2 separate regions of the Homo sapiens genome follow, and region 1 is linked to region 2. Evidence: chromatin loops called from intact Hi-C (ENCODE). Cell type or tissue: A673. All regions are shown on one strand. Each heading gives the region's core, and the rest is flanking DNA. Links, peaks and the distances in the headings are about the cores only.

Region 1 (17,465 bases), core at 9,429-17,428, 680 kb after region 2:
CTTTTCTTTTCTTTTTTTTTTTTTTTTGAGATGGAGTTTTGCTCTTGTTGCCCAGGCTGGAGTGCAATGGCACGATCTGGGCTCACCACAACCTCTGCCTCCTGGGTTCAAGTGATTCTCCTGCCTCAGCCTCCCAAGTAGCTGTGACTACAGGCATATGACACAATGCCCAGCTAATTTTGTATTTTTAGTAGAGATGGGATTTCTCCTTGTTGGTCAGGCTGGTCTCAAACTCCTGACCTCAGGTTACCCACACGCCTCGGCCTCCCACTCCCTGGGATTACAGGTGTAAGCCACCACACCCAGCCAGCAATCATTTCTTTTTAACACATGATTAACAAGTGTAAAAATGAGTACATAAATAAATGATTAATTTTGCATTATATGGAAATAATCATGGTAATTTGGGTTGGGGGGGTTATTTTTATTTTTTTGGAAGACTTGTTTTGAGAGGTAGATGTTGAACCAGGTCTTAAATAACTAATTTGCATTACATTAAGATCTTCATTATGTATGGGAATAAATCAAGGATCTTTCTTTTCTTGGTCCAAAGGTATTTCAATTCTACAGACTTTAGCAATTACAAAAGCTAGCTACTGCAACTGTTTAAGGTACATCAGTTTGCATTTAATTGCCAAATTTATTTAGAAAATAAAATTGAAATTGATTCTTAGAAATCTTTTTCAAAATTATTTACTTTTTCTAGGGAACCCTAAACATCCTCCCTGTGACTGTGTAGCCTAATAGCCTGTTCAATCTCAGTTAGATTAGGGTTGATACTTGCTTAGTCATTCCAGAAAGAATGAAGATGGCTCTCTAAGAAGGTGAGTCTGAAGGCCAATCTCCAGGATAGCCCGAGGCAACAGGACGTGTACAGGTCCAAGGTAGCTTCTGTTGCTTCTCCATGGACCCCAGTAAGTTGGTACTGCATTCTATCTCTTTTGGCAAGATAAGAAATGAGCTAGTTTTCCAAGGATCCATCCCTGTTCTGTCATTAGTATTCATTAAACTTTGGCTTTGTAGGAAATTGCAAACCTCTTTGGCTTGGGATTCTTCCCTTTCCCCTCTCTGGGTCTCCAGAAGATTGGCGGCAGCATTAACCTTCCCAGGGGAGCTATGTCTCTGTGTTAAGGAGCACTCATCTGGAAGGAAAATAACTTGTTCTAGCTTTTCTTCTGTAACTAGACAGTCTTTTCAAGTGCTTACAGTCAGGGAAACATTAATCAGCAAAACGTGAAATTTATGCATTTTTTTCACTTAACATTAATTATAACCACTACAGGCACTTTAAAAATGGATCTGATTGTATATTCATAATAAATTAAAGTTGAGATTCTGCAGAATTATTACTTACAATTAAAATCTATGTTGATTCCAGAATACCACATAATAGGAATATGCCCTAAAGATTTTATGATCGGCTATTAAATTATTTTTCAAAGAGGTATTTTAATCTATTAAAGTACATTTAGAAGATTTATAAGTATTATAGGAAGAGGAGTTAAAATTATATATATTTAATATTTAATATTTTACCAAAAGAGTTCACCAAAGTTCTCTGAAAGTAACTAAATCATTTATATAATAAATTCTCTGGATATTCTTATATTTTACTCATAGACATAATTTATATTTTGATTGAAGCATGGTGAGAACTTTTATAGAAAATCCTATTTTTAAAAATTTTTCTTTCCTTTATCACAGATTACAATGGCTAATCTACATGAATGACTATTTTTCTTCTATTGACAACTCCTTCTGCAAAATTATTTTTATTTATTTTCTTGAGTTATAGATTTAGGGGGTACAAATGCAGCTTTGTTACATGGACATATTGTGCATGGCGAAGTCTGGAGAAATCTTCCGCATACACCTATTCAGAAACACTAGATTTCACCTAATTTAAATCACCATTCTCTAACAGGTCAAGAATTTAAATAAAAACTGATTACAACCAACATCATCATTCTAACTTTTAAACAAAAGCATGTAAGAAATTGCATTAAATATAAGTAGAAAAATGGTCAATTCAAGATAAAATTCAAGAATGTTTTTGAAACCATGTATTTACAAAAAAATTCTAAAATACGCCACAAAGATACTCCTCGAGAAGAGCAGCTAGATCCTACAGACAATAACAGATAAGAGAGAACAAATATGATAATTAAATAAAGGTTGAAACTAAAGTGATAGAAAAGGTATACCATAAAATACTAACTAAAAAGCCTACATAACTACATTAATGTCAATAACCATGGTCTTTCAAAAAATAATAGATTTAAAAAGAGAGCTTTCAATATTGAAGTTGGTGTACCAGGTAGGTAGAAAAATTTTTAATGTTTATACATCTAATAACATATATTTAAAATATACATACAAAAATTAACAGAATCAAAAGGAGAATAGAAAAGCCTCAATCATGGTAGAACATTTTATTTTACTTCTCCGCAGATCTGATTGGACTAGAATATAAAGTCTGTAAAGATAATAATCTGAGCAATGTGATAAATAAGCTTGGCCTTGGTGACATATATAGAGCGCTTACTTTATTTCCCCAAATTGACCAAATGAAGGCCATATACAGATAAACACATTAATTGTCAAAGAATTGAAATCATATAGAATACATTTTCTTTTAACAGCAGAGTTCAGCTAGTAGTTAACACTAAACATGAAAATTTTAAAAATAATAACTAAAAAGTGCTAAAATTTTTGGAAAACAAGATAGACACTTCTAATTAACCCATTGGCCAAAAAATAATTCAAGTACAAATAAGAATTTTTTTGATTCATTTTGAGATACTACATATTGACACATGTGGAAGGCAGTTAAAACCCAACTTAGAGAGAAATTTATAATATATTTTTAAAAATATGTATTAGAAAAATAAAGGCTAAAAATCAATTATATAAACATTTAATCTAAGAACCTAGGGAAAAACAAGTAAATAAAACCTAAAATATATAGAAAAAAATAATGGTGTTAGTAGCAGAAATTAATAAAATATATTGGAATATTTAATATAGAGGATAAAGGCAAAAGTTGATTTTTGGGGGAAAATTAACATTGACAACTCTCTGGCGGGTTCATCAAATAAACAAGTGAGAAGGTGCAGATAAACAATAGCAGAACTCAGTAAGAGTATATCACTATAGGTCCTACAGACAATCAAAGATAAGACGATATTTTCAACAGAATTTATACTGATGAATCTAAAATTGTGGATGAAATGGACAAATTCCTAGAAAAACACACTTCAACCAAGTTAATTCAAGAAATAAAAAATTCAGGTGATACTTCACATAAAAGAAAAAATCTTCAATTAAAAATCTCCTCTCACAAAGAAAACTTCAGGACCAAATGGCTTCACCAGTGAATTCTACAATCATTTAAGGAAGGAATTATACCACCTATTAAAAGCTCTAACAGACAGTTAAAAAGAAGAAGCGCTTCCCAAGTTGTTTTATTAGGTGTATTCATTTTCTATTGCTGCGTAACAAATTGACGCAACCTTAATGACTTAAAATAACAATCTCAGTTTCTGGGAGTCAGAAGTCTGGGAACATCTTAGATGAATCCTCTGCTTAGTGTTTAATGGACTGCAATTAAGGTGCTGGTGTGGCTGCTTTCTGATCTGGAGCTTACGGTCTCCTTTGGAGCTCATGTTTATTTTATAATTAGTTAATTAAATGAAGCAATACACAGAATATGACCTCAGGAGATAGTTGGGTTTATTCCATAAATGCTAGGTCTATATACTCATTATATAGCCAGAAAAACATGCTAGGAGGAAGACTTATGAAGCAATTCTTTTTGTTTTGTTCTTCTGTGCAGAAATTTAATTCTATAAACAAATCACCAAGATCCATACATCGTTGATAGTAATTAGTTAGGATTTTATGTTAGTAGGCTTTTAAAATAGTGATCAAGTGTCTCGCAGTTTTTACTTACAATTATGTTTTGTTTATTTTACATTTGTTAATATTGGGACTTACTATCTCTCAGCCTAAGAAAAAAAATCAGTATAAAATAGATGTTTTTTTCAACATCTTATATAATACAAGGTGTTATCACTCTGTATCTTTTCTTTACATTTACATTATTTTCTCATTTTATTATTATTTTTTAAATCCACAGATTTTTTAAATTTTTTTCTTCTTCGCTAGTACTTTTCATTCTACAGATGATTTTTTTTTAATTTTTTTCCATTCCTTGAATACTCCAGTTGTTTACTGGCTTTTTTTGAGTATATGCCATGACAGTTAAATTAAGAAATGTTCCCATATTCTTAGCTGATAACACAAAGTATATACACTTATACGCACATATTACTATATTTATATGTTTACTCATATCTATATTTAGTATGTATTCACATATACATATATTATATACAAACTATGCCACTGAAATGATACTTGTTTGGCTGGCATTGTGAAGGAAACAGCAGGGAGCTATGATGAAGAAAGGAAGGAAATCAAGGAAGACTTCTCTGAGGAAGTGATTTTCAGAAGATGGACCATCTGAAGATCAGGGAGATGAAATAGCAGAAGAAATGCAGTGGGTTAAATATTGTCCCCTCAAAATTTATATCCACCTAGAACCTCAGAATGTGACCTTATTTGGTAATATGATTTTTATAGATGCCATTAGTTAAAGATCTTGAAATCAACCTGGATTTAGGTTGGGCCCTAAATCTAATGACTGGTGCAGGAGAATGCCATCTGAAATGGAGACAGAGATTGGAGTGATACCTCTACAATCTATGGAATGCCAAGGATTGCTAACAACCACCAGAATCTGGGAGGGAGGCATGGAAGAGATCCTCTTTTGGAGCTTTTAGAAGGAAACAAATCTACTGACAACTTGGTTTTGGATGTCTGGGATCCATTTGTGGTAATTTGCTACAGCACCACTAAGATACTAAGACAAGGAACAAAGGATCTAACTGTGACAGAAATGTAGTGAGCTAAAGGCAAAGTGGCATAAAATGGTATTGGAGTGAGAGGCAACAGCTAATCATGCTAGGTCCTGTAGGAGTCTGGATTTTATTCCAAGTACTATGGAAAATGATGGAAGTGGAAGTACTATGGAATTACATGACAAGATTTATGTTTTAAAAATATTATGCTGGTTGCTCTTAAAATTAAGTGAAATAGAACAAGGACTGAACCAAAAAGAATCTGGTAAAGGGCTAGGCTAATACAGGAGTTCAGGTAAGTGGTGGGAGTTTGGTTTAGGGTCATAGCAGTAGGGAAGTGAATTGGGTTGAGATATATTATGAAGTTAGAATTGGGGACTTGCTGATGGGTTGGATTCGTATATTGAGGAAAATTAAAGATGGCTCCTAAGTCTGGGGAACTACTGGATAGATGCTCATGACATTTACCAAAACAGAGAACATAAGAAAGATTTGGGTGGGGTTGGGAGTGGGAAGAAAAGGGCAATGTTCTTTAGTTTGGCGTAGGTGAATTCTTCATATGGATTGAGATGTAAATTTCAGGGATAACAGTATGTAAATAATATATAATGATATGGGAATAGTGAGACCATCTACAAAGAGCAAGTAGAAAGATGGGAGGAAAGAAATCTAAGACCAAACCAACAATGAAGCAAATTAGAGGAAAAATGTGCAGTAAAGGACACTAAATAACTAGCTGTCAGGAAGAAAATGTATGAATCTTATATTACAGAAGGAAAGACGGGGAGGTGGGGAACCACATTCTATTGCCCCACAGTAATTGATATAACTGATTTATTTTTATGTAAATGAGGATTAATTAGTCAAATGACTGCATTCAGGACTTTCTACCTAATTAATATCTTAGGGAAAATTTTCCTCAGCAATACATTCTGAGTAGCTCTCTGAGATTTCTGGGTCTTTAGTCTTTGTGTTGTTTTTTTTACTATGTAAGATGAGATGGAAATGAAATTCTGAAGCAAATCGCCAATGATAACTTTGTAAGGCCACAATTATAGTTCACACTGCTTTTTATAGCTTCATGAGCCGAAAACCTCAATGGTATTCTGTTTTAAATTTTGCAGCCAGTTTATCTAGTATGACTTTTTAAAAATAGCATTTATATGTAAAATCCAAGTGAAGAGTGAAGAAGGCTATAAACAAATAGCCAATTTCAAATTTGGCTCATCTCCAAGGTAGAACTGGTCTTTCACAGTCATCCTACTTTTAGACTCATAGAAATGTAGAACTAGAAAAGATCTTACAGACTGTATAACTGTATACCTTACTTTACAAATAAAGAAATCAACGTTCAGAAAGAGCAAATAACCTGCCTACGGTCGCATCTTGTTATTGGCAGAAATGGAATTAAGATCACTAGTTTTCTTTTGGCTGGTCAAAACTGTCAACTGTGGAAACTCCTCTTTGTAATTAATCACAAGGGGATGCTATCTTCAAAAGCCAATAATACCAAAGGAAAGAACAAAACAGATAATATTTCTTGAATATTGTGGTTATGTGAGATAGGAATGAAGTCCTAAGAAATGACCCAAGAGTTTAATTCCAATTTTATCACTTATGAGCTCTTTGATTTTAGACAAGCCACTTATTCTCACAGAGCATCAGTTTTCTCATCTGTAAGAATAAACTTGCATTTCACTGTTATGTGAGGATTTGTGATAATCTTTTGGTAACTATAATGAAGACTTTAAGACTCTTGTAGCATTCAGTCATAACACCACTGAAGTAACACAATTTTGAATCATTACATCAGAAGCTGACCTTGAGGGAAAGAGTCAAGTAGAGGGAAAGAGAGAGTAGTAAGAAAAGAAAAGACAAAAAGAAAATAGCATGTTTAAGTTTTGGTCATGTAAGTGTAATACAATACAGATACATTGACTTTCAACTATTTACTCAAATTTTTTTGAAAAAAAAAGTTTTGTTAATGTTTCTGCCTGCAGGAAGAATAAATCTCTGTTTTACATCTTAATAGATTAGAACAGTTTTTCCATCTCTCTTGGTTTTTACCCATGTTACTGCTCTCATTTATCTCCCAGCTCCTTGGGGGAACTTAAACCTTCAGATATTCCTTTTCCCTCCAGCAGTCTCTTCCTTTCCATTAACTCACTTTTCTCTGCTTTGGAATGTCCCCTATGCTGAAGATCCTTTTATGAAACTATAATATCCTCCCAGTTGGGGTCTACAGCTTTACTATATAGCCAGATTCCTCAAATTAGTACATTATATCTCCTACTACAGTCTCTCAACTATGATTCCCTCCATTTTATGTGAAAAGATTTTTAACCTCCATCTAAAACAGAATGCTTGAAAATTATATCTGTATCTGTAATAATTGAATCCAGTGACCTAATTTCATTCTTCACTTCTCTTGCCCTCTCCGTAGAATTTAAAACTGTTCTATTTCTGCCTGGAGACTCCTTTCTCCCACTGTATTCAGTGAGCTTGTCTTGAAATTCAGTCTTTGGCCATATGTTTCTCTTCGTTCCTACCTACATTTTTACGGTGGTCAAGAACAATCATAGCTTCCACTGCAGGTAGCTAAATCTAAAATCTCTGGCTTCAGGCCAAATATTTCTTTTGATTCTTAATCTTCCACTTGGAATTAAAGAGGAAAAAATTGATTATTTGAGAAATATTGCATAGGTTTCTAAACTTCAACCCGTGCCTACCCTGCAACCTCAGCAATCTAGTTTTACCTCCCTAAACTAATCTAGTTTTACCTCCCTAAATTATACATTTAATTTCATTCCCTTGCTCCAGAACATTCTCTTTCTCTTATTTCCTATAGGATATAAGTCTATACATGGTAGATTTGCTCTTATGCATTAGGGATTTTATTTGAAAGCCTTAAGAAAAAAATGAAAAATACTCAAATTATTTTTGAAAATCCTTTAGAAAGAAGGCATGTTAAAGACTAATAGTACAAGTTATCCGGTATATTTAATTTTTTTACTCAGGTACAATAGAGAAAGAGTACAATCCACATTTTTAAAAATACACAATTTTGCTGGGCTCGGTGGCTCACGCCTGTAATCCCAGCACTTTGGGAGGCCGAGGTGGGCAGATCACGAGGTCAGGAGATCGAGACCATCCTGGCTAACCCGGTGAAGCCCCGTCTCTACTAAAAATACAAAAAATTAGCTGGGTGCAGTGGCGGGCGCCTGTAGTCCCAGCTACTGGGGAGGCTGAGGCAGGAGAATGGCGTGAATCTGGAAGGCGGAGCTTGCAGTGAGCCAAGATCGCACCACTGCACTCCAGCCTGGGCAACAGAGCAAGACTCCGTCTCAGGAAAAAAAAAAAACAAAAACAAAAACATAATTTGATTAGTTTTGAAAAATGTATGTAGTTCTTTAATCACCATGACAATCAATATATGGAACATTCCCATGGCCCTAAAAATTTCCCTGGGCCCCTTTTGAGTCAGACTATACTGACACTAATACCATATCAACCATTGATCTACTTTTTGTCATGATAGTTTTGACAATTCTGGAATTTTATATCAAAGGAATCACACAATATGACTTATTTCACTTAGCACAATGCTTTTAAGATTCTTCTATGGTTTTGCGGTATCAGTAGTGTAAAATAGTTCCTCTTTATTGTTGAATAGTTTTCTGTTATATACATATACCGCAGTTTGTTTATCCAGTTGCCATTTGATAGATATTAAGGCCATTTCTAATTTTCAGATATTATGAACAAATCTGCTCTAAATATTCAAATATATATTAAAACCTCTTGAGCAGATACCTACAAGTAGAATTTCTATGTTTTCCAATGAGTGCATATTTAACTTTGTAAGAAAATGGCATACATTTGCCAAAATGAAATGTCATTTGGCATCATCAACAATAATGTATGAGAATTCTAAATTGATCCACAACCTCAGCAGCACTTGGTATTGTCACTCCTAATTTTAGTCATTTTAGTGGATATGTCATATCTTATTCAGTTTGCACTTTCCATTTCTTGTTAAGTAATGACATTGAACATGTGGTCATGCATTTATTGGCTGTCTATATGCCCATTAAAGTTACTTTTTAATCTTCTTGTTATGGAGGTTTCAGAGTTCTTTTATGTAGTGAGTGGACAAAGCCATTATCAGATATGTGTTTTATAAATATTTTATCTGAATCTGTTGCATGCCTTTTTATTTATTCTAACAGTGCCTTTCAAAGAGCAATTTTAATTTTGATTAAGTCCAATTTATTTTTTTCCTTGTTTTTGAGGCCTATATAGAAATTTTTCTCTAAATAAAGGTGACAAAGATTTTGTCCTGCTTTTTCTTTTAGAATCTATGAATTTAGCTCTCACATTTAGACTTATGATCTGTGAATGATTAATTTTTGTGTATGGCATGTAAATATTTTTTCTCATATGGCTAGCCAATTGTTCTAGTTATATTTCTTTAAAAAAAAACTATGATTTCTTCCTTAAATTACCATAGTATTTTGCCAAAATCAAGTGACCATATATGTTTTGGTCTGTTTTGGACTCTCTTCTTTTCCATTGATCTGTAAGTCTATCTTTTTGCCAATAATAGAGTCATTATTACTGCAATTTTATACTAATCCTTGAAAGAGCTACAATTTTGTTCTTATTTTTCCTTATTGTTTTACTTAATAAAGGCCTTCACGTTCTGAGTAAATTTTAGAATCAGCTTGTCAATTTCTACATAAACAAAAAAAGAAAAAACCCTGCATGAGAGTCACCGAGATTACATAGGATATATAAATCAATTTAAGGAGAATTGATATCTTACCCATATTTAATCTCCTGATCCATGAATATGGAATATCCTCTCATTTATTTAGGTCTTTTAAAATTTTCTCAAAATTGTTTTAATATTTTAATTTCCATTTTTTGTTGATAGTGTATCAACTTACTATTGATTTTTTATATTAACTTTGTATCATGCAATCTTACTGTATACACTATTAGTTCTAATAGCTTTTTTTACATAGATGAATGTCAGCTGTGAAATTTTATACTTTGTTGTGTTTCATTTCATTTTAATAATTTTCCCCTTTTAAACTGAGCAAGTTCTTTTCTATTCCTAGTTTTCTAAAAGTTTTTTTGTATGTATGAATTGATTTTAATTTTATTAATTTGTCTTTCTTGCTTTTTATTGATTGAGAAAATAATGTGATTTTTCTTTTCCAGTGAATTGTATACATTGATTTCAGTTGTTGAACTAACCTTACTCCTTTACTAAAACATAATGGGTCATGAGATATTATACTTTTTCTGTAATTCTGGATAAAATTATATTCTATATTTATAGAGTTCTAGATTGAGTTTTTTTTTTCCTTTTGGTTAAGTGTTGCTCCCTTGTCTTCTAGCTTTCAATGCTTCTGACAAGAAGCCTCCTTTAATTTTTAATCATAGTTCCTCTTTTTCTCTTGATGATGTCTTCAAGATTTTATATATATATAATATATATTATATTATATATGTTATATATTATATTATATATTATATATACTATATATTTTATAGTATATATAATATATATTATATTATATGTATATTATATATATATATATATTTGAGACAGAGTCTTGCTCTGTTGACCAGGCTGGAGTGTAGTGGCACGATCTTGGCTCACTGCAAGCTCCACCACCCCGGTTCACGCCATTCTCCTGCCTCAGCCTCCTGAGTAGCTGGGACTACAAGCACCCGCCACCACGCCCGGCTAATTTTTTGTACTTTTAGTAGAGACAGGGTTTCACCATGTTAGCCAGGATGGTCTCGATCTCCTGACCTCGTGATCTGCTCACCTCGACCTCCCAAAGTGCTGGGATTACAGGCGTGAGCCACCGCACCCAGCCATATTTGGTTTTTAATAATTTTACTACGATTTTTCTGGTTACGCTTTTCCTCTTATCATTCTTAGAATTCTCTGAACTTTTTGAATGTATGATTTGTTCTTTTTTCATTATTTTTGGAAAATATATTTGCATATAAGACCATTTGATACTGTCTTACAGCTTTTAGATGTTCTGTTTTCTGTTTTTCCATTTTGTTTCTCAATATGCTTCAGTGTGGATAACTCCTATTAACCCATTTTCAAGTTCACTGATCTTTCCTCTACTATGTCTGGTCTGCTACTAAGCCCAATTAAGGGAATGTTTAAATCTCTGATAATTAATTTTTAATTTCTGGTATTTGTATTTGATTCTTTTATTTATAGTTTCCAAATTTGTGTTGAAATTCCCCATTTGTTTATACACGCTCCCCCCCCCTTTTTTTTTAACCAGTTCCTTCAAATTATCCATAATTTTTAATTTCATATCTCTGCCTGAAAGTGTCATCATCCTGAATTTCTATGTTTCTGGTTCTATGGACTATTTTGTTGCTTTACACTAGAACTTTTTTTCCTTCCTCCTTTTCTCCCTGCTTCCCTCCCCCCACCTTCATCTCCTTCCCTTCCTTCTTTCATTCCTTCCCTCCTTCCTTCCATACCAAACATTGCATTGGTTAAAAAACACAGAAGACACTGAGGTAAATATTTGTATTCCTGAATGTCCACTCCCCTTTATCTCACAGGCCAGTAACTTGGAGTTTGAGTTAGCAGAAAGTAGTTGAGCTTGATTTGGGCTTTAGTGTCACTATGGACACATTCAGTGAAACACAGGCTTAAAATTCTTCCTTTTATGGACTGCGCCTATGTTATAATTTGTATGAGTATTGCAATGTCAGAGGGTTTGTCAAAATGTTCCTCTTCCATTTTTAACTTTCAGAAGACTTTGCATGACTGTGTTGAAAGAGGAGTGAGGGCTTTCTCTTTGCATTCCTGTGCCTTCCCTAGCAATAGACTATTGTGGCTTCCTACTTACTGCCAGTCTCATGGTAGGAGCAAAGGAAAGGGGAGATTGGAACTTCATAGTTCTCCTCCAGCCCCAGTCTTATGCTGGCTCTCTGCACCAAACCTCAGCACTGGGTCTTTCTTCATTTCCCTTCCTGTTCTCTAGAGGGTCTAGGGTGCAATCAAGTTTTCTAGCCCTCCTTCAAGACAGCTGACCTCTGCCTTGAATGATTGGGTGTTTCTACAGGCTGATTTCCTGCCTTTCCCCTGTAGCAATATACTATATCATTGTAGAATTCTGGAATTAAGTTGGTGTCTTACTCCTCCCTCAGTAGCAGATGGCTTTTCCTACTGTAAAGGGCTGGTTGGAGGAGTAAGACTTCTATACCTTTCTTCATGGCAGCTGACCTTGGCCTAGGAGGAAGGGGTAAGAGTGTCTCCTGTCTCTTTGCCAGTGCAGCCAATCTTTGCCTGCGTCTTATGGAAGGGTTTCCTGTCTCTCTCCCATGGGCAGATGGCTTTGGTTATCAAAGCAGGACTAAATGTTGGATGCTAGACAGGATCTTGCCCTTCCTCTAGCAGCAGATTGTCTTGTTCTCTTTTCCTACCTGTCTCCAGGAGTAGCTGAACCCCTCTTGTAAAAGAGCTGGTGTCCAAGCAGGTGCAGACTTCCCTTGGAATGGTGCCCTCAGGAATTCTGACTTCTCATGATAGCCCACGCTAGGTCTTAAGAATTTTTAAAATGTTACTTGCCTCCCTACTACCCACTTTTATGGCTGCTTTCACTTGGCTCCATGTTCTGCTGATAATTAAACAGTTTGTGTGTCCTGTCTTTCCTCAAAGGAACTTGTCAACCTTTGGAATTTTGTTCATCTCAGAGGGACGTCTTAAGTACTCAGCTTTCTGAATGTTTAAGAAAAAAATAATACTTTTCAGAATTACCTACCTCTTTCTCATTTTTAGCCTGGGATCAATATTCCCTTCACACTTTTTACATCCGAAGTAGAAATAAAACTCTTATCTATTTTTTTTCAGTATTGGTGCATATTATTCTTCCTTTAGGTGGTTACCAGAAAAATAATTTGGTTTATGCTGAGGGGTGGTGTAAGCAAATCATGTAAAATATTGAACATTAAGTTGGGCCTCAGCAGGGTGAGATGTAAAACTGTATGAGTCTTGAAGGAACTGAGGGACCAGACAGTCAGGAAATATAATATTTGAAAAATATGATGAGTAAAATTAATACCACTATTCAATTTCTTTTTAAAAGTTCCTTCTTTCTCTTTCTTCTCCTTCCTTCCTTCCTTCCTTCTCTCTTTCCCTTTATCTCTCTTTCTTTATTTCCTTTTCCTTCTGAATACCTAAATTCAGGTTAAAAAAGTGTGCTTAGTATATGACTCCTCTGTACTTAGTTTAATATTAGAAGGTTTAAATATAGTATTTCTATGTTATATTCTAGCTTTTCTTTATTTCCAGAGAAGAATTTCTGTTCCAGCCAAAATTTTATTTTTACTATTCCTCCCTTTGTGTTTTTGTTTATGGCTACTATGCATTTTCTGAACTTTTAAAACCTCTAAATTCTTAATAACTGAAATTGCTACCAAAATGTTTTATACTTTTAGCATTTAAAAAATAAAAATCAAATGAAAATAAGTTTTCAGTAATAAATGCATTTTCACTGCTCATTTAGCGACTTAAAATCATGCTCAATCTGTATCATCATTGAGCACTATGCTTACATAGAACAAAACTGCTTCCTGTTGTAATTTTTAAATAAAGAGCACCACCTTGTGGGAACACATGCTTAACCATGTTACAGAAAATGGAAAACAAATATTAACAGAATAATAATGTTTTAAATTACTGACAGTTTATTTATTTTAAATTAGTATAGAAAGAAAGCACCATACTACTTCTGAAGAAAAAACTAAAAAGGTAGAAAATAGAATTTGAAAATTTTGTCAGTTTTTCATGTTATGACTCAATACAAGTCTGCAATATTGTACTTGCTAATGATTACTTTTTTATAAGTATTAATTATCTTAGAACTAAGATTTAGCTTAAAATAACAGAGCTATCAGGAACTATGAATATGACCTAATCTAGAAAAGCTTTATTTTAAAAATAAGGAATCCAAACTTAAGGGGATATATTTAGTGTGTTCACCAACTTACATATAACCAGCGATGTGATAGCTATATTCATGTAAACATCATTTCTATTTGCCTGAGTGAGTCTTGATGGATTTTCAGACAATAGAATATAGTAATGCATCATTTACCCATACTGAGGTATAGATTATCTAGCAAAAGTAAATTTTATCATAATGTAAAAGGTATAATACAACACACTACTGTATCCTTAAAAATGATTATTTTTATAGAATCTTTCTGTGGTGTATTATCTGTATTTTTAACAGCATATGTTTAATGCACATAACATTTTATGGAATTTAATTCAAAAAAACTTGACATTTTTGTTGGTCAAGGTGCTGGTTCTTTTAAATGTTTCCCATTTGACATCAATTCATCTCAGTTTGCTTTCGAAAATTGGGGAAAAGTTTGTTGCTATTCCTCTTTTAATGGGAAGCTCAGAACTGGAAAACAGCCCTTCCCCAAACAGAAAAGGAACATTGATTTTATCTCTTTTAAAATCACTCTATGCTTTAGAATGCCAAATTACCTTACTACTTGAAGACCTCAAGTCATATCACTCTTCTACGACAAAATCGCAGAATAATAAAATATTTTATAATGAAATTATATATTGTTTTAAACATGGGATTTTGTTGAGCCAGATTTTCCCCACCTGATTTTGATAACCTACCTTCAGGTGACTCCAAATTCAGTTACTCAGTCTGATAAGAAACCATCTCACTGTCACATCATCCAACCTGTATATCGTTATTTTTTCCCAAGATCCATAACTCAAATAATCCTGCCCACCAGGATTGATTGGTTATAACAATATTTATCTCTCTATTCTTATTACCAAATGTAATTCAAGTAAACATTCTACTTCGACTTATTTTCATTCATAATTTGTTGCATCTAATGAAAGTATTCCAGAGTCTAAAGAACTAGAAGCTGTAGACTTATTGGACTTTGTGTAATTACTAGAAATCATTATGCAGGATAATTAATAGAAATTATAGGGAAGGTGTCTGCAAAAGTATTTTAGTGGTTGAGGGGTCTTTGGTGTTTATTTTTCAGTTTCTTGATGTCTATTGAAAACCTATCCTTCAGAGAGATATGTGACAGTTATTCTGAATGAGTTTCAAATCATAATCCCTTTGACTTTTAACCAACTGAATTGAGTGTTGAATGATAGTATATTTTATTTTTATAATGATATTTTAAGTAATTTGGATATATATGTTTTAAGAATAAAATGAATATATTTATGAAATATATATACACATATAACATATATGTAAAATATATACGTGTATATATAACATGTAATAATAAATGTCATAGATATATACACTATATAAAATATATATTATATACACATAAGAGATATATAATTTATATATGTGTGTATATTACATATATTATTACATATGTTATATATACACATTTTTTACATTTGTGTGTATATAACATAAATATGTTCATTTCATTCTTACAACACATATGTAATACATGTTATATATGTATGTAATACATACATACATATACATGTATGTAATACATACATACATATACATGTATGTATATAATACATACATACATATACATGTATGTATATAATACATACATACATATACATGTATGTATATAATACATACATACATATACATGTATGTATATAATAGATACATACATGTATGTATATAATAGATACATACATGTATGTATATAATAGATATATAGTATCTATTATGTGTGTGTATATATATATTACATATATTATTATACTTTTATAATAAGGGGCAATGCTTGTTTTATATCCATTGTCCCTTATTGTAACACTGTACTAAGGACATTACACAGCATTCTTTAGTACAATAGTTGCAACATGGAAGGAACTGCATATATTTTCAGTTTTTATTAACATTATTATTAACATTCCAAGAAAATTCTTTTGTTACAAATAGGAACATAGGAGGGTGATAAGTTTTCTGACAGATGTAAAAGCTAAGGCCAGAGAGATAAAATAACTGCATAAAATCTTACATAACTCTGCATAGAAGTTGTTCTATAACTGGAGCTAATCTGCTATTTTTCCTACTTTTTTGTTTTACCTCTTTAACTTTCAGATATGTAAGCTTTTGTGTGTATATATGTGTATAAGTCTTATTATAACAGAGTCTTTGAGATAAAATATATATAATTGAAATCATATAGTTGAAATATCAATACATTTATCTATCACCTATCTATACATGTATATATCTACATATATATAACAATGATATAAATCATTGAAATCATCTCCATTATTTGATACTGCAAGCCTTGGATAACTAGAATTGTGTCATATGATAGGATAAAATATTCAATGAATTTAATCAGTAACACATGAATGCAAGAATATGAAAGTGTTAAAATATAGTATGCAAGTACAAAAGTGGGAGAATAGTAAGAAGTTCAGTTTGACTAGAGCAGAGTTTTCCTGAATGGATAAGCTACACTTTGATGCATAATAAGACACCCTGACACTTAGTTCTCCTTAGACACTTAGTGTTTTAAAATAGTAAATATTCATTTCACCTATGATTCTATGGGGTGGGAATTTGAGGTTGGCTCTACAGGGCAGTTCTGCTGATGTGGGCAAGGCTCAGGTGAACTTGGCTGGGCTTGTTTATATGACTGTGGTCAGTTGTCAGATCAAGGAACCTGGCTGTTCTAAAATGGTTCAGCTGAGACGACTCATCATATTGTGGGGTCCTTCATCCCCCAACAGGCTGGACCAGGTGTCTTCAATAGGCAGCAGTGGCCCGTGGCTCCAGACTGAGAGCAGTGGCATGAAAATCTATTGAGACACAGATTCAGAACTCATACAGCCTCACTTCTGGGGCATTCTTTGGGCCACAGTCAATCACCGGACAGGTTAGATTCAAGGTGTGCGTACCTTGGCAATGGGCAGATCAGTAAAGAACTGTGGTCACTTTTGTAATTTGCTGTAATCTGAATTGTGGCCATGGAAGTGGAAATGCTACATATGGTGAGATAATAATCAATGAGATTTGGAATCTATGAAATAAGTGACAAAGGGAGAAAAGCCTAGTTAAATTATTTTAACTAGGTGACTTAGTTAATGAGAAATAATAAAATTTATGTGGTTAAATACTTGCGGTGAAGTTGACCTTGATTAAAACCCATTCCAGACTATATTTAACACCTGTTATATATTTCAAAATAGCTGGAAGAGAAGATTTGAAATGTTCCCAACACAAAGAAATGAAAAGCGTTTGAGGTTATGGATATCCTTAATTGCCCTGATTTGAGCATTACACATTATGTACATGTATAAAAATACCACATGTATCCTATAAATATGTGCAATTATGTATCAATAAAGAATCGATTTCATTTTATCACCAATTCCCTTCCCTAAAAACTAGGCTTATGCAAACAACTTAATTTTTTTTAAGGTCTCATGTGTTTCTTCATTTGCAAAAAAAAACTGTAAATGATGGTTGCTAGCTCATTGGGTGATTAGGA
Region 2 (17,465 bases), core at 4,822-12,821:
TAATTCTGCTTTTCCCCACCTCCTGTGCACATAAAGAGCCATTAACATTGCAATGATTAATTTCAGAATAGCAGAAAACTCTAGCTATTACTCTGACATTTATAAAGGAATCCTTTCCTTGGAACACATGAGGGACATTTGTTCTTTCTTTCTATTAGATACATGCTCTTTGAACCAAAGCTAGACAGTTATTAAAGCCTGTCTGGCCTGAAGAATTCTTTATGGGGCTTAGAAAAGAAAGGCAAATTGATCTTTCCACCTAGCATTTATTCTTATTTTACAAATGTCTTCTTCTGTACTGCTTTATAAAAACAGAAGATTCCATGGTCTATTTTTTTCTAGCAATTGAAGGGTGTTTAACATGGTGAAGTTGTTTCAAGTGTTCAGAGAGTTGTCTGTTCTATCCTATAGTGAAAATCATTCTTCAGAAATAAGTATGTCTTACGTTTTTGGATTAAATTGGGCCAGAGAGATGTTGTTGAGTGAAGAAAAACAGGATAAATAAATATAGGAGTGGGACATCATGCACGTAGATATTACTTAGTTTTTCTCATAGAGATCTCATAGAAAGTTACTTCTTTATCATATTTTATCTTTAAAAATGAATTATAATGAAATGATACCTTGTAGATCTTTTTAGATGACCAAAAATGACGAAGATCCATGAATTTAAGTTACACTTAATTTGCAAGTAATGCAGCCACCCACACTTTATATTAATAAATATTACTACAACACAGATTATGTAGGTAATACAAAATAAGCAGAGAGAACTACAGATATGCTTTGTCTTGAAACTTATTGTCAATAAGTAGTGCAGTAGCTGGGTGCAGTAGCTCATGCTTGTCATTCCAGCACTTTGGGAGGCCAAGATAGGAGAATCACTTGAGGCGAGGAGTGCGAGACCAGCCTGGGCAACATAGCAAGACTGTGTCTCTACAAAAAAAAAAAAAAAAATCAATCAAATTAGCCAAGGATGGTGGTGCACCCCTGTAGTCCTAGCTACTCAGGAGGCTGAGGTGAGTGGATGACTTGAACACAGGAGTTTGAGGCTGCAGCAAGCTAGGATCACACCACTGCATTCCAGCTTGGTTGACAGAGTATAACCCTGTCTCTTAAAAAAAAAAAAAATTGGTGCAGTAGTTCAGGTAGGGAGACCTTTGTATGTGTTGACGCTATCTATCTCATGTAAGGCAGTTTAATATTTATTCAGTGATACTAATCAAAATAAAGAATTCAGTAAGTCTATACATTGTCTAAATTGTGTTAAACTTAATAATTCCCAGGTTGTAACATAAATTAGGCTTTAATATAATGCGTTTTGGTTTCTAAAATGAGATGAGAACATATAATTTGCACTCTCTGTAGTCACAGCATGAGACTGCTTAAACTCTGCAGCTGGATGTTTATAGTTACTTCTTTCCTAATTCTCTTTGCAGTGCTATAACTGAATGTGCTACATATTAAAATCCATGTCTTTTGTGCTGATGTATTAATGCTTTTTCTAAAGCTGAGCATTTAACTGCAAAAACAAAAATATTATGGACATATAAAGGGCTCTGCTACCCCTATTTTTTTCTGTTGCTGTAATTTAAAGAAAAATGAACTTCTTATTATGACATAGAACCTACGCAACTTAGTTCCTTATTACACAACTTCTTCTGAGGCTCCAGTGTATACATTATACAATGAATGTTATACTAAAATTCTTATCACTCAGTAAGCATCGAACCATGATGCCACACTGCATGGGGTCACTGTGTTTAGAAGATATGTTAGGTGTATATTTAAGAGGTGAAATGGATGGGACTTGGTATTTAATTAACTGAAGTGGGATGCAGTAGGCAAGGGAGAATCTTGGATTACCCCCCAATTAATTTTTTTGTGAGAAACACTAAAATAAAGTCATAGGCAGAGTCTGTGTGTGTATGGGGAAGTGGGGAGTAAGAACCTGGAAATGTTACTGTAATCAGGTTTTGGCACAATCCTTGTGATTTCCCTATACCTCGTCTGTACCTGTGTAAATGGTTTATTTATGAACCTCTTCTCTAGTTGATTTGTGTCATCTGCTTTCTGCCAGGAACCTGATTGGTACAATAATTGTAATCAGAAGCAGCCCCAGGAAACAGAACTTCAAATTTAGGAAATGAATTGCTTAAATATTTGAGGAGTATTGGGAAGAAATGAGATATGGATAATTCATTATGTGTAGTGACATTACTATTACTCAAATGATTACAGCTTTTGTCATGGGATGAAATATATGAGCAGGCCGAGGGATTGGGATATTAAATGATTATGAAACTTAGCTGCAATGGCTAACAGAGTAATTATAAACTTTTTGGTGTCACCCGGCTTCTTCTGATAACACCAGAGAGTGTAGATGTAGAAATTGTGCTATTGAAAATTTAAAATATCTGGCATGGATGATCAGAAAGCCTAAAGAGCAGATTTGAATGAGCCTCTCATTTCCTACGGCCATAGAGAAGATATAGAAGAGAACTAAGTCCAAGGTTTGATTGTGACAATTGCGGAGTTTTAATTCTAATAAATTCTCAACATCTCTAGGTCTCTTATGCTGATAGAAAAGTATCAGTGGAAAAGGGGTGAAGTTTTAAACCACAAGACAGAGACGTTTGAGCAGCATAGATAAGGCTGAGAATTTTCATGTTCTTCCCAGTCCCACCATCAATTTCGTCAAATAGAAGATAGTAAAAAAAGAAAAAAAACCACAAAAACAAAAACAAATCTCTTCTGTATAAAAAATCTTTGAATGCATACACTTGCCTCAGAAACTCATTCTTCTCATGGTGCACCTATAATTTCTTCCAGACCTAGAATGGATGAAAAGTAGTGTAAGAATTTCAGCACTTCACCAATCTGTATTGACAAGAGAATGTGTGTGGGAATGGATTTTAAGGGATTATACCAAGGAAGATAAAATGTAAGGTGCAATTGTGTTGAACTCATTGTCATGGATGCATTCACCCATAATATGGAATTTAATATTTTGACTAACGCATGTAAAAATACATTAATAACCTGATAAGTTGACTAATTGAAGTGTGGACTCACCAATAACCTATGTTTTAAAAAGTGGAAATGCCTGAATTTTGCTGGCATTCTCTAAAGGATGAAGTCCAAACACCCCCAAAAATAGAAATGTTGGAATGAATCTGCCCAGCCCCTTTTTACTTTACCTTAAAGTGGGGCAGTTGAGGATACTTCCTTCTCAAGGCACTAAGAAATGTGTTATTGAGGAAGGTGTGAGCCTGGTAAGCATGGAATTTTGCAAACTGGCTGCTAAACACAGCTATCATTAAAAATTAGACTAATTAACTGAAAAGACTATTGTAAAAATAATTATTATTTCCCCAACTACATATCTGTGTGAAACAGGAATGTCTTCAAATACTTCAACCAAAACAACATATTGCGACAGATTGAATGCAAGTGCATATATGGTGGCCTGCACCTGTAGTCCAGCTATTCAGGAGACTGAGGCAGGAGGACTGCTTAAGCCTAGGAGTTTGAGGATGTAGCACACCATGATCATGCCTGTGGATAGCTGTTATACTCCAGCATGGTCCTTGACAACATTTTAAGACTCTTTCTCTTAAATATATATATATATATATGATTACATATATATGTATATATGTAATTTACATGTATATATATGATTATCATAAAATAGCAGATGAACACCTGTCAAAATTTATTCAGCTCATTAATGAGATAACTATCAGGAAGACTAAGCTGGTTCAAATAAACAGGAATTATATTCTCACTGGAAAAATAATACTGAGTGAGCATGCCAGTGAGACACAAAACTTGTTAATATCCTATAAAGCAATAAAACCATAATTTCTTGGATTATATTTTCTACTGAAAGGAAATACCAGACAAAGTTACACAAGTTAACATGTAAAATTACATAGTTTGAGTCTTTAATCAATATTAGATAATTCTTTAAACATAGCAATAGAATTATTGATTTCCCTAGATAAAGGACTATTTCTTGAGTTGATCAATGTTTGAATTTGACATTAAAAGGATATGCTGCTCTCCCTTTGCCTTATTTCCAAATTTTGGATAATTTTTCTTAAGTGTCCCCTTATAATGATCATAAGTAATTTATAAAGGTTGTTCCAAATCACAAAGCTGGCTAGTTTCATAATATTTTAACCTGATTATTTACATACGTACCTTGAGAAGTATTAATTAATATAAGCCTCATAGGGCATATAGGGTTGAACAAATTGCTATTAGAAAATTAACTATGGTCTGAATATTTCAGAAGGAAAACAGAGTTAGACTTTTAAATTTCTCTTTTTTGCGGTTTTATTTTGAGTCTAGAAAACAAAAAACAAAAGTCTTTTTATACAAGATTTATTGCAGTGCCTATAAATTTGAGTGAATTTTCTCTTTGCAATCACTCAAATATTCTTAGATTCCTGGCTAGGAAGTGACTTTCCTTATCACTTGCAAGACTGGGACTTTGTTAAGTCATATCACAGGTGACAGTCCAGTTTGGTGTGAGGATGCTCTGGGTATTTGCTCCATATGTGAATTTAAATACTTATCTTTTTAATGATGAGCTCTAGAGAGTTATGATCAAGTGTAATTCTATAATATGACCTGAGTGGTACTGTCAATTTGTCCCGGTAAAAGGAAGGATGGATTCTTATTGAACCTATGAAATAAATGTGTTGCCATGAATAAAAAGGCTCAGTACAGTCATCTGTTTCTGAATTTGGAGAGGTCTCTGAGAATCAGATATCATTTTTAAAAAGTTTCATTTCAAATTGCAAAACTATAATCTACTGAATTAAGGGTTAGAGATAAATTAATCATAAAAGGAAAGATTTCCTTTAAAATGCTTCATAAAATAGATTTATAAAAATAATACCAATAGCATGCCAAAAGAAATAACCACAATTAAATATGCTTTACTAATGTATTTGATTCTATGTAAGTAATTTCTGTTCTTCTGGATCTGTTTTCTTGAACCTTGCATCTGGACTAAAATGATTCCTGGAAATCATAATCCAGTCCTCTGGTGGAGTCTAAATGTTGTCTGAGCAATGTTCACATTAACTCCCAAACCTGAAACCATGAGTTACAGTTACAGGTTATTTTAGGAAAGATTACCTGGTACAGTCCTTTCAACAAATCTCTGAGACTGACTCAATCTTTTGCATGTAGTGCATAACAGAACCTTCAAGAAAACATGAAATAAAAGAAGAAATTAGCAGTTGTTGATAAGACCGAATGACAGTAGTTAATTTACTAGAACAACCAAAAATATCAGAATGGAAGAGGACATGGAATGGTCAGACAATAAAACCAGATTCCCATTAATTGATACCACAAATGAAAAATAACTTACTGACCCTGTGCAAACCAGATTTATGTACACATGTTCCCTGTCTTAATGTCCAAACTCTGTGACTTCTCATTTTGTTCAGCCCTTTTGAACATAATTTATACTTTAACTCCAACCTGCCATCTTGAACTGGCCTAACATAACAGTGTGCAAAGGACCTAGAATATGCAAAACAATTTTGAAAAAGAAGAAAAAAATTGAAAATTTAGCTATTTGATTTCAAAATTTGTCACAAAGTTACACTGATCAAGACAATGTGCAAGTAGCATAAAAGTAGATATAAAGATGAATAAAACACCATTGAGTCCAGAATAAACCCATGTACAGTCAATCAATTTTTTTCATTGTTAACAAGGTAATTCAGGAGGAAAAGCATTATCCTTTCAATGCATGGTGGTTAATCAATGTTCATATGAAATATTCAATTCTGCAATATTCATATACAGAAATAAAAGAACTTTGGCCTGTATAAAACTTAAAATGATTCATAGTTCTAAATATAAAAGCTAAAAATATATTTCTAGATGAATCTTTGTGATTTTGACTTAGGAAAAGGTTACTTAGATTAAACTATGATATGTAGGCTGGGCGCAGTGGCTCATGCCTGTAATCCCAGCACTTTGGGAGGCCCAGGTGAGCAGATCACGAGGTCAAGAAATCGAGACCATCCTGGCCAACATGGTGAAACCCCCATCTCTACTAAGAATACAAAAATTAGCTGGGTGTGGTGGCACGCGCCTGTAGTCCCAGCTACTCGGGAGGCTGAGGCAGGAGAATCGCTTGAACCCGGGAGGTGGAGGTTGCAGTGAACAGAGATCACGCCACTGCACTCCAGCCTGGCAAAAAAGCGAGACTCCGTCAAAAAAAAAAAAATATGATGCATAAAGTAAAACATTGATAACTATGACTTCGTCAACATAAAAAAACTTCTGTTCTTTGAAAGGCATCATTAAGAAAATGGAAACACAAGCCACAGACTGGGAGAAAGTATTTGCACATTACCTATCTGACAAAGGACTTGCTTCCAAAATATATACATCTTAAAACTCAATAACAAGAAAACAAACAATCCATTGTAAAATGGGGCCAACGATCTGAAGATACACATCACCAAAGAAAATATATAGATGGCAACAAGCACAGGAAAATATGCCTTGTATCATTCGTTATCAGGGAAATGTGAATTAAAACCATATCTCTTAGAATGGCCGAGATGATATGAAGGGTGGCTGTGGTTATGGAGAAACTGGAACTTTCTGTCAAAAACTGCAAAGGGTCTGAGATTTTACCCAACTTGCAAGCTAACAAATTAGCCTCCACATTTTATGAATACTGGTAGAAGAGACAAGATTCTTGACTCAAAGACAGAGAACAGTTTACTATTTACAACAATAGCAGTAGCCAGAGTATTATCATTTTTTTTCACCAGTCCCCTGAAACCTGATCCCCACAGGGTTCTTCAATAAAGGCCAGCTGGATGCTATAAATGCAGTAGGTTTTTATCACAGCAGGGGAACTCTGAGCTTAGAAAATCTGTATCTTTTGTGATTTGCCCAACCTTTGACCCAGAGGGAGGCATTGTCTTTATTATATTAGACAGTAAACAAACCTACTCTCAGCTCTCTCAGCGCTGTTCACTATACAAATAGTCCTTAAAAAAAAAGGTAGTCTGAAATAAAAAAGCAGTTAATTCCTTTGCTCCCAAAATGGGCAGAAACTTGAAAAAATAGATTCCAATTACCACCTTAGCACCAGGCTTGAGACCCTTACCCTGTTAATGTTTCCCAACACTCACTGTGCTTTTGAATCACCTGAAGAGCTTCAAAAAAAAAAAGAAAACGAAAAACAAAAAACAAACAAAAAACAGCACAGGAGAACCAATGCCTATCTCCAAGATTTTGATTCAATCAACTTGAGCACAATATTTTTTCTTTGTTTATTCTCTAATTTATTTTAAGGTGCAGCCAAGGTTGAGGAAAAAAAATATTGCACTACTTTTCTGGCATAATTTTGAAACTATATTGGGAATCAGTATTGCTGTCACAGGTGATCACAGCCAGCCCCTAATGAAACCTGTGGAAAACAAGTGGGGAGAACGTTTTATCATTTACCTAATATGTAAAGCCGTTGCTCTGAGCACAGGGTGGGCTTTGAAGAGGTGGTTTTCAACATCCATTGGGGAGTTTTCTGAAGTATGAGTGCTGGAAAATTCCCCTGCTGCCTCTCTCCTCTCCGCACCTGAATTTCATGGACATGACTGCTGGAAGGTTAGCATTTCTTTTACCTTTTGGGGGTAATAAACGAAAAATAAAGAGGAATTATGATAGAGCCTATGACCTAAAATGTACAGAACAAACCTTATGTCCTGAAAGATATATAGGAATACCTCATTTTAGCTGTCTATCTTTGAATTTTAATTTTTATTAAGATGTCCAATTATAAAAAATATTAATACCTATTTTAATTAGTAAAAAAGTTCAAAAATGTATATAAAAAAATTAAAATTTCCCCCCACCCTCTCCATTCCTACCTCATTGATAGCTGCTATAAAGGGCCTAGTCCTTTCCTTCCACAACTTCTTTTATGCTGACCCAAACATGAAAAATCATATACAAATGCCATATTGTTGTGACTGCTTTTTAAAATTATTTATCATGGTTCATCTTAATGATTCATCATTAGCAATACATATTTCTTTCTGACAAATATGTATATATTATATATTTTATTTAAATAATTATATAATAAAATGTACTAAAATGTATTCAAGTATTTTATATTTGATTACTATTAGAATGTTTCCTATTTTTTGCCATTACAAACAAATTACATTACGTGTCACCAGATGCATGTCCTTTGGTGTTGGTACTTTGTTTTCATTGGCGATATTCACCAAGTGAAATTACTTCAGCAAATGTTGTGTGCCTGTGTGTGTGTGTGTGTCTTTGATTTATTGATATTGCCGAAATATTTTTTAAATGATTGCAGCAACTTGCACTGGATGTTGTTATATTTTGAATTTTTGCCAATTAGCCCAAGGCTTAAGTATCCCGTTAATGACTTGTAATCCTCACTGTGCATTTTACTTTTATTCTCCTTGACTATTAGTGAGGACAAGCAGGATTTTGTATGTTTATTGACTCTTTAGATTTCTTTTGTGAATTTCCTTAGCATAAGTCTTTGCTTATTTTTCTATTGAGTTCCTTTTCTATTTCTCACCAATTTATAGAAGCTTTTTGTGTAGTAGGGAATTTATGCCTTTATCTATCATATCTGTTGCAATATTTGCCCCAATCATTTGCCTTTGATGTTGTTTATGGTGTTTTCCTTTTATGAAAATATGTGTGTAGATAAATATGACTATTTTTCCCTTATCACTGCTAAGCTTCCTGTTTTTTAGAAAGAACTTTCCCATCTAAAGATAGGAAATTCTTCAAAATATTGTTGCAATGATTATATTAATTTAATGTTTATATTTAAATTTTTAAAATTCCGTCTGGAGTTTATTTTGGTTTAGAGTATGAAGTCAATATATATCTTTGTTTTATTTTCGAAATATGACCAAGTATTTAAGTATACATTGATTGATAAACTCCTAATTCCCAACTTGATTCAATTGTCATGCTTGTAACAATTCCTTAAATTCCTAACACACTCTTTTGGATGCTCTACTCTTTACACTGATCTTTTTCTTTCTTTTTTAATTTTTCCTGTGCCTGCTTCTGTTTTTTTTTTTTTTTCAATTTTAATTTTGGTGAGTATATAGGTGTATGTAGTAATGGGGTATATGAGATATTTTGATACAGACATATGATGTGTATCATCCCAGCACTTTGGAGTGTTGAGGTGGAGGGATTGCTTGAGGCTGGGAGTTCCAGGCCTCAGACTATTTTGATTATTGTGATTTTATATTATAGTAATAGCCTTTCAGTATCACTTTTTATGATATAAGCTGTATTTTTTAGGGTTAAAAGAGGATAAGTATATTTTAACTTGAATTTTTATTATAGTTGAAGTCATTATGCAACATATAAAGTGTTTCTGTTTTTCGATGCTAGATTATTATACAAATATGTGAATGACTTTTTAAAGTTAAACTACCCTTATAAGGCCAGCAGAGGGAGTTCAAGGCACTGTTTTACTAGTGAGGAATTACAAATTGTTTAAGAATATATTCTTTTACTGATTAATGGAATAAAGTTAAGAATTCAAAATATTCACTCAAATATCTTGATTGGTCAAAGTTTACACATACATAATCAAAAAGTGCCTATATATTTATAGCCCTCCAAAAGTCAAATCATTTAGGAATGAATCTAAATTTCCTTTTGAAGGAGGGAAATTTTTGGCATATATTTAGTTTATGTACACAGTGCAGATAACATAAAATTGAAATGAGTATAGTAAATGTGATTTCTACTTACCTTTTATGACCAAAGTCAGAAAAAAATCAGAAGACTGTAAAATAGTTAATAAATATATATAAATATATATTCTTTTGTCTTATTTGATCACATGAGCATAGTTTTCAAATGTAAGAATATACATAGAAACAGAAGAAAACCTTGAATGAATAATACCTCTAAATATTTTTAAGTGCTTTTCCCCTTCAAGTGTAGGAAATTAGAAAAGGATGAAAACATGATCAGCTAAAAGGGGATTGACTATTTAGCAGGAACTTTATAAATGAACTAATCTTGGATATGTTATTCCAATGGAAGTTTTGTTTGCAGCCTGCTGCTCTTTGCTATTTATAAATACTAGAATGATGGAGACTGCTAGGAAGCAGAAAATGCTTCACTGAACTTCTCGGTGACAGTAATTCAATCAAGCAAAGGTTACAAAAGCCCTGTGGGCTGCTTGTTATGTGATAGCAGAGGTAGACCTGATTTTGTTGTATCAGATATTATTTAAGTCAGGAAGCTTAGTGTTAAATTTAATGCTCTATCAAAGTAAGTCTATTATTCTGAGTTTGATATATCCATTTCATTTTTGTTCTAGATTTTGTTCTGTTTGTTTTCTATATATATTATCTGCTGTGTGTGTGTGTATGTGTGTATATATACAGGCATACCTCACTTTATTGCCCTTCGCTTTATTGTGCTTCTACTGTGGGTAGAATGCTATCAAACAGCATTGCATGCTACAGGCTACAGAGAAATCTTTTCTGAAGAGAAAAATTGGTTGATGAGGCAAACTTCATTGTTATTGTCTTATTTTGAGAAATTGCCACAGCCATCCCAACCGTTAGCAACCACCACCTTAATTAGCCAGCAGCCATCAACATCGAGGCAAGACTCTCCACTGACAAAAAGATTACGACTTCCTGAAGGCTCAGATGATCACTAGCATTTTTTTAGCAATAAAGTATATTTAAATTAAGGTATATACATTGGGTTTTTTTAGACATAATGCTTTTGCACAGTTAATAGACTACAGTATAGTGTAAACATAATTTTTATATGCACTGGGAAACCAAAAGATTCATGTGACTCACTTTATTACCATATATACTTTATTGTGGTGATCTGGCACTGAACCCACAGTATCTCTGAAATAAGCCTATATAGATTTATTTATATAATATTGTGATGTGTAATTTATTTTATGAAACACAATATATTATAAATAAAATTGAATATTTAAAGGTATAATAATGTGTTGATAAAGGTTTTAAAATTTATTTTAAAACTAAAATTTCTCAACTATATGCTATACATAGTACAGCAATAATTAAATTTTGAAAAAATATTCAGAATGATATATTTAAACTCTTATCATTATTGAATTTTCCATGCTTTCATTTTAAATATTTTACATAAAATGAGCATTTAAGTTTTGAATTTTGCTAGGAAACACAAATATAACAACTTTTAAATTCCTAGTCATACTTCGCAAAAAGTTGTAGTATTCTTGTAAAATACACTCATTTTAAAACAGGCTTAGAAAACAATTGTAAATAATATATTTGATTATCCATCTTTTCTTGGAGATAAGAAATAACAGAGTATTACCCTAAAATGCATTATAAAGCAAAAAGTTATACATATTTTAGTATATAAACTTAAAAATATTTCTATATTTTTAAGTAAAAATAAGCAGTTAAAAGACAAGCTTCAAACTGGGAAAAGACATTTATACAATATATTAAAGACACAGATCACAGAATAAACTTTTCTGATTCACAGGATAAAGTTTCCCAATTCAATATTTTTTAAAAAGCAAGCATTTCCAAGTATAGGTATTTCTTAAAAGAAAAAAATAAAAATGATTTCTAGATACATTCTCACCAGAATAAGCAAATTTGCATAATGAAGTTTTTCATCTATGTTTTTTGCCTTTCAATTTGGCTAATAAAAACAATGATAATGTACAGTATTGAAATTTGGGGAAGCAGTAACTCAGGTGCATTTTCAGGGTGTCTAATTTGATGCAATTTTCCAGACAATTTCTTGACATTTATCAAGAGATTAAAAAATATCCACACACTTTGACCTGATAATTACATTTCTGATAATTTATCCTAAAGATATAATCTTTGTCATTTTACATTGACTCTCCCTTTTTCCTGGAAGCTCTTCCTCAGATAGCTACATGGCTAACTCCCCACTGTCTTCTCATCTATCTTTACTCATATGTCACCTATTCGATAAGGTCTTCCCTAACTAGCCTGTTTAAAATGCAGATCGAATCCTTCCAACTCATACTCCCTTATTCTGCTTTTTTTTCTTTACTCCATAGCACAGTACATCTTCCAACATACTTATAATTTGTGTACTTATCGTGTGTATTGGTTATCATGTCTTCCCTCAGTTGAATTTAGGCTCAACAGGGACTGAAACCCTTGCCTTGCTCCAAGATGTCTCATTTCCCCAATTTTCTGGAAGAGTATCCAGCATGTAGTAGGTGTTTATAATAAATATTTGTTGAATGAGTGAATGTCAAGGATATTAATTTTAACATCATTAATGATAGCAAAATTTTTTTAAAAAGAAAAAATTTATCTTAAAAATTCCTCTGGGAATGGTTAAGTAAATCATGATCTATCCATGTGTATTATTTTCCTAGGGCTGTCATAACAAATTACCACAATCTGGGTGGTTTATGACAACAAAAAATGTATTGTGTCACAGTTCTGTGGGCCAGTGTCTAGAATCGAAGTGTTGATTCCTTCTGGAATCTCTGAAGAAGAATGAGTTCCATGCCCCCTAACTTCTAGTGGCCACTGGAATCTTTGGTGTATCACTGCAATCTATGCCTCAATCTTCATAACACCTTCTCTCTGTCTGTTGCCACTTCTATACTCTCCTAAGGTCACGTACCATTGGATTTAAGGCCCACCCTAATCCAGGATTATCTTATTTTAAGATCCTTAACTTAATCACATTTGCAAAGATTCTTTTTCCCAAATAAGGTCACAGATTCATGTAGACATATTTTGGAGGGCCACCATTCAACCCACTATAATATGTTACATTGTTACAGCACTATTTAAAAATCTTAGTTTGGTTACTGTTTAAAATCTTTAAAAATGTTCATAATGTAATGTTTAATTTAAAAAGTAGGCTGAGCCCAGTGGCTCATGCTTGTAACAGAGAGATTTTGTCTCTGCAAAAGATAAAAAATTAGCTGGGTGTGGTGGTGTGTGCCTGTAGTACTAGCTACTGAGAAGGCTGAGGTGGGAGGGTAACTTGAACCCAGAAGTTTGAGGCTGCAGTGAACTGTGATTGCGCCAATACACTCCAGCCTGGGCTACAGAGCAAGACCCCGTCTCTAAGAAAGAAAAAGAATAAAAGGAGGATACAAAACTTTATTTCTATGTGCATATGTGTGTATGTTTTTGTGTGTGTGTGTGTATATATATGTGTGTATATATATGTGTGTGTGTGTATATATATATGTATATATATATATATATACACACACACATATATATTTTCACACAGAGAAAATAATCCAAATTTTGACTTTTTTTTTCTTTTTTTTTTGAGATAGAGTCTTGCTCTGTCACCCAGGCTGCATTGTAGTGGCATGATCTTGGCCCAATGCAACCTCTGCCTTTTGAGTTCGAGCAATTCCCATGCCTCAGTTTCCCAAGTAGCTGAGATTACAGGTGTGCACCAACACCACCAGCTAATTTTAGTATTTTTAGTAGAGATGGGGTTTCACCATGTTGGCCAGGCTGGTTTTGAACTCCTGACCTCAGTTGATTCCCCCACCTTGGCCTCCCAAAGTGCTGGGATTCCAGGCATGAGCCACAGCGCCTGGCCAAATTTTTGAATTAATAATGTGAAGGAGGTGCCGGGCACGGTGGCTCATGCCTGTAATCCCAGCACTTTGGGATGCCGAGGTGGCTGGATCACCTGAGGTCAGGAGTTTGAGGCCAACCTGACCAACATGACAAAACCCCGTATCTAAGAAAAATACAAAAATTAGCGGGGCGTATGGCAGCGGGCGCCTGTAATCCCAGCTACTTGGGAGGCTGAGACATGAGAATAGCTTGAACCCGGGAGGCAGAGGTTGCAGTGAACCGAGATCGCGCCATTGCGCTCCAGCCTGGATGACAGAGAGAGACTCTGTCTCAAAAAAAAAAAACAACAACAAAAATAATAATAAAATAATAATGTGAAGGAGGAAATATACCAAAGAAATTAAAGAAAGTCTAATGCTGGGATGCTGGTTGGTAGGAATATAGGTGGTTAATTTTTCTATTCATAATTTCTAGCATTTTCCAAAATTTCTATTACAAGCTGATTTAAATTTTTATATTTACAATTCTCTTACTATGAAAAAACTAAATTAAAATAGACCTCATAAAATGATTTATTGGAAAACTAGAAAAAATTAAGTTTCAAAATGGCACAGCAATTAACCATTTCTTTTATATCTAACACCATCAGTTTTACCGTCATGAAATTTTTATGTCAATCTGTTCAGGAGGCTACGAAGTCATTTGTCCCTAGGGGTTTTCAGGAAAATATGAGAGAACCATTCAGTTGGGAAGTTTAGAAATTCACCTTTCAGAGAACAAGTGAAGCTAACACACTCTTGGACTCCCTTGTAGCCTTATGATTTAGTCAGTTTTAGCATAGTATATACATTTTATGATTTACCAAAAGCATATTAATTAGATTAAAAGTTCTCATCTTGTCTTTGAACTTGTCTTCTTTGGCCTGCTTTTTACATTTGACCTTATTATGCTCAATTTCTTCAATTGCTCTGTTTTCCTAATTGATTAATTAATGTCATAAGTGTCACCATTCTGTGTTCTCTCTCTCTCTCTTTCTCTTCCTTTTCCTCTTGTTTTCCTTGCCTTACCCAGTGAGCTTGAATTTGTATTTGGGAGCATTATCAGTCATGAATGGGGAGCAGGTGCTTACACAGGAGGCTTGCATTTGGGCTGTCTGAAGAACTAGTCTCCCCTATCTACCTGCTTAATAGCACATACGAGGTTACTTCCGCAAAGCACAATAGGCACCACACAGGAGTCTGGTCTGTGCCAAGACTGGATGGAAGCCGTGGAGGGAATTGTGAATATAAATGTCACAGAGATTCCTGTGGTTTTGTTCTCATTTATTTGAACCTTGATTGACCCAATTATTATGTGCAAAAACAAAACAAAACAAAACAAAACTGTAGAGGTAGAGTCTCCAAGATAATTGGGTATATACACTGGATGATCCTGGGAGGAAGGTAAAGATAGGGAAGGAAAATAAATAATTAGTTCTGTTTTAATATTTTAATGATTAAATTATTTAATGCAATGTGCAATGTTCTTTTCTAGTGATACATATGTGGGAGATCTCCCAAATGTATATATAGTGTACAATAAAGTCAAATATACTTAATCTGTTCATATTTATTAATAAACATGAATTAATTAAAGCAGGGAAGAACTTGATTTGCAAACATTACCTATATTATCGGAGGCATAAATGAGAGCAGTTTCCTAAATTTGCTAATTGTTCTGTCCTGCTGTGGACATTAGCCAGTATTAGGCCTTTTAGCCCCAACATGAACACTTCCATTTTGAATCTCGTTCAAAAGATGATACCTCCAGGAATTCAGCAACCCTTTACTTTGAAAATCTATCCGGTGTACCTCTAGGGAAATCTACTGGATTGTCTCTCAATTAGCCAGCTAAGTCTAATTCTCTCAAAGCCGTTTAGCACCACATCAATGATCGGAGAAGCTACATTTTATCAGATTGCATTTAAACTGGTGAGGAGAGTCACCTCCCCTATTTTGCACATGATACTGAGTACATTCTGGTGATGACCACTCCTCAGGCTTCAAATGTGAGCATGTCAGTTACACACGAGGAAAGTAACCAAGTCCCTGCCAATGGTCTTTCTCGATCTTAATCTTTGGTTCTTCTATTTACCTTAGATAACATTTGTAAAAGGGAAGGGGTGGTTACATTTGAAGCTAAGTGACCTAAGTATTTTGTACCCAACCTCTGATGGCTTCTGGAGATGAGGGTCATCAAACCAGAAGAAAGACTGACAGTAAGACTCAGACTTTCTTCTAGTGTCGCCTGTCTTCCGAGAATTAGATTTTTTTTCCTTGGTTATTTTTAGAAGCAGCATGATTGCTGCTGCCCAGGGATTAAGAACCGCAAACCATGTTCTCTATGAAACATTTTCAAGTCAGGACTGTGCCATATTCATTTTTATAATATTTGTGATGTGCCAGCATCATCAAATTCCAATAAACTTTTCTTCAATGCACCTAGGTTCAAGTCTCTGCTGGGACACATAAACATGAGCCAGCCATTTAAGTTCCCTGAGGCTCATTTTCTCCATCTATAAAATGAATGTTTTAAGATGCTGCTATTGTCCATTTTGAGGAAAAAACAGGCTAATGTTAATAAATATATTTGTAATCTATGGCATTGTATGGGAAAATAATTACCATTTTCACATGCTAAAAGTGTTTATAGATAAATAAATGCTGTATTGTTGAAGCTCTAAGATAAGGTTAAAAAAAGTTGTTGGAATACCCAATTTGAATCTTGACAAGGAACATTGGTATACAATTTTTTTGTCATAATATCCTAGTTAATTTTTATCCATAGCACTTTAATCACATATTTACTTGTTTGTTTTAAATATTTTCTCGCTTGTTAATAACATTTACTGAGGAAGAGACCTTGGTCTACCATGTTCCCAGCTGAATCCTGAGCAGTTAAAAATAACGTCTGGCACCCAGTAGACACTCAACTATTTTTGAAATAGATCAATACTACTTCATTGCAGAGAACCACTCACCACTGGATCTCAGTCTGCTAATGTTTCTGTCTGCTTAGTATTTTTGAAACTTCTTGAGACTGGAGAATAGGAATGATTTTTAAGATCACAATTTTTGTATCTTATGTAAATTGAAAAGAAAAATATTAAAAAGCGTATGTTTGGAGAAATATGTTTTGCTGCTGAAAATTACAGGATTATGCAGGGGACAAATTATTAAACCACAGTCGTATGGCAGGCAATATATGTTTTACTTTAGATCATTAAACTTAACCTTTTGTGATTAATATCATACTCTTATGTGACATTTTCTAGGAAACAGATTTCAGCACTTGTTTTATGTTTAAAAGCATTACTGGCTTTCCTACTAACAAAAAAACATTTTTGAGTGGAATCTTATAATCCATAGCAAAATCTTGTCTTTAATCAGCATATACAAATATTGTTTCATGTTTATTCAAGCATGCACTAAAGTGACTGGCATATTTTTGGCAGTTCTGGTCAAAGTTTTTCCCCTTTTCAGAAATGTTAAACCAAACTGACAGTTTGGATTATCTGACAGCCTTCATCCACAATTGTCTAATTTTTTCACAATGTGAGCCAAATTATTTTCTTGTATATAGAGTACAAAAAAGATTGAAATGTTATTTCCTATGATTGTTGCTTTCCAATTTGAGAATTTATGGAGACGTTATAGCTACATGCAAAGACATAGATAGTTGATATGAAATATTCCTGAAAGAATCATGTTAAGGATTTTAGAAACTTTCTTTTATATTCCACTTGCTCTGGTGGAGGTAATTTAAATTTTATTCTGAATTTGAACA

The links. Hi-C counts contacts between places; a loop is a spot of excess contacts. Peaks named below come from ENCODE experiments on the same cell type or tissue, not always from the same donor. Only the 100,000 strongest peaks of a DNase experiment are listed, where the experiment ranks them.
Region 1: a loop joins it to region 2, with 15 times the contacts of the local background. A loop is called at or near these places in 84 of 110 quality-filtered maps.

Annotation. Positions count from the first base shown.
Region 1 is chr12:81,640,831-81,658,295 of GRCh38, reverse strand. All of the region lies in intron 4 of PPFIA2 (PPFI scaffold protein A2), which reads left to right. Among named protein-coding and RNA genes, the nearest start is that of PPFIA2, 110 kb to the left of the region's middle. In A673, for the core only: a CTCF peak has its summit at 13,596 (motif pointing left); a DNase peak (open chromatin) is centred at 13,555.
Region 2 is chr12:82,319,151-82,336,615 of GRCh38, reverse strand. No RefSeq gene overlaps it. Among named protein-coding and RNA genes, the nearest start is that of CCDC59, 31 kb to the left of the region's middle. In A673, for the core only: a CTCF peak has its summit at 9,500 (motif pointing right); a DNase peak (open chromatin) is centred at 6,865.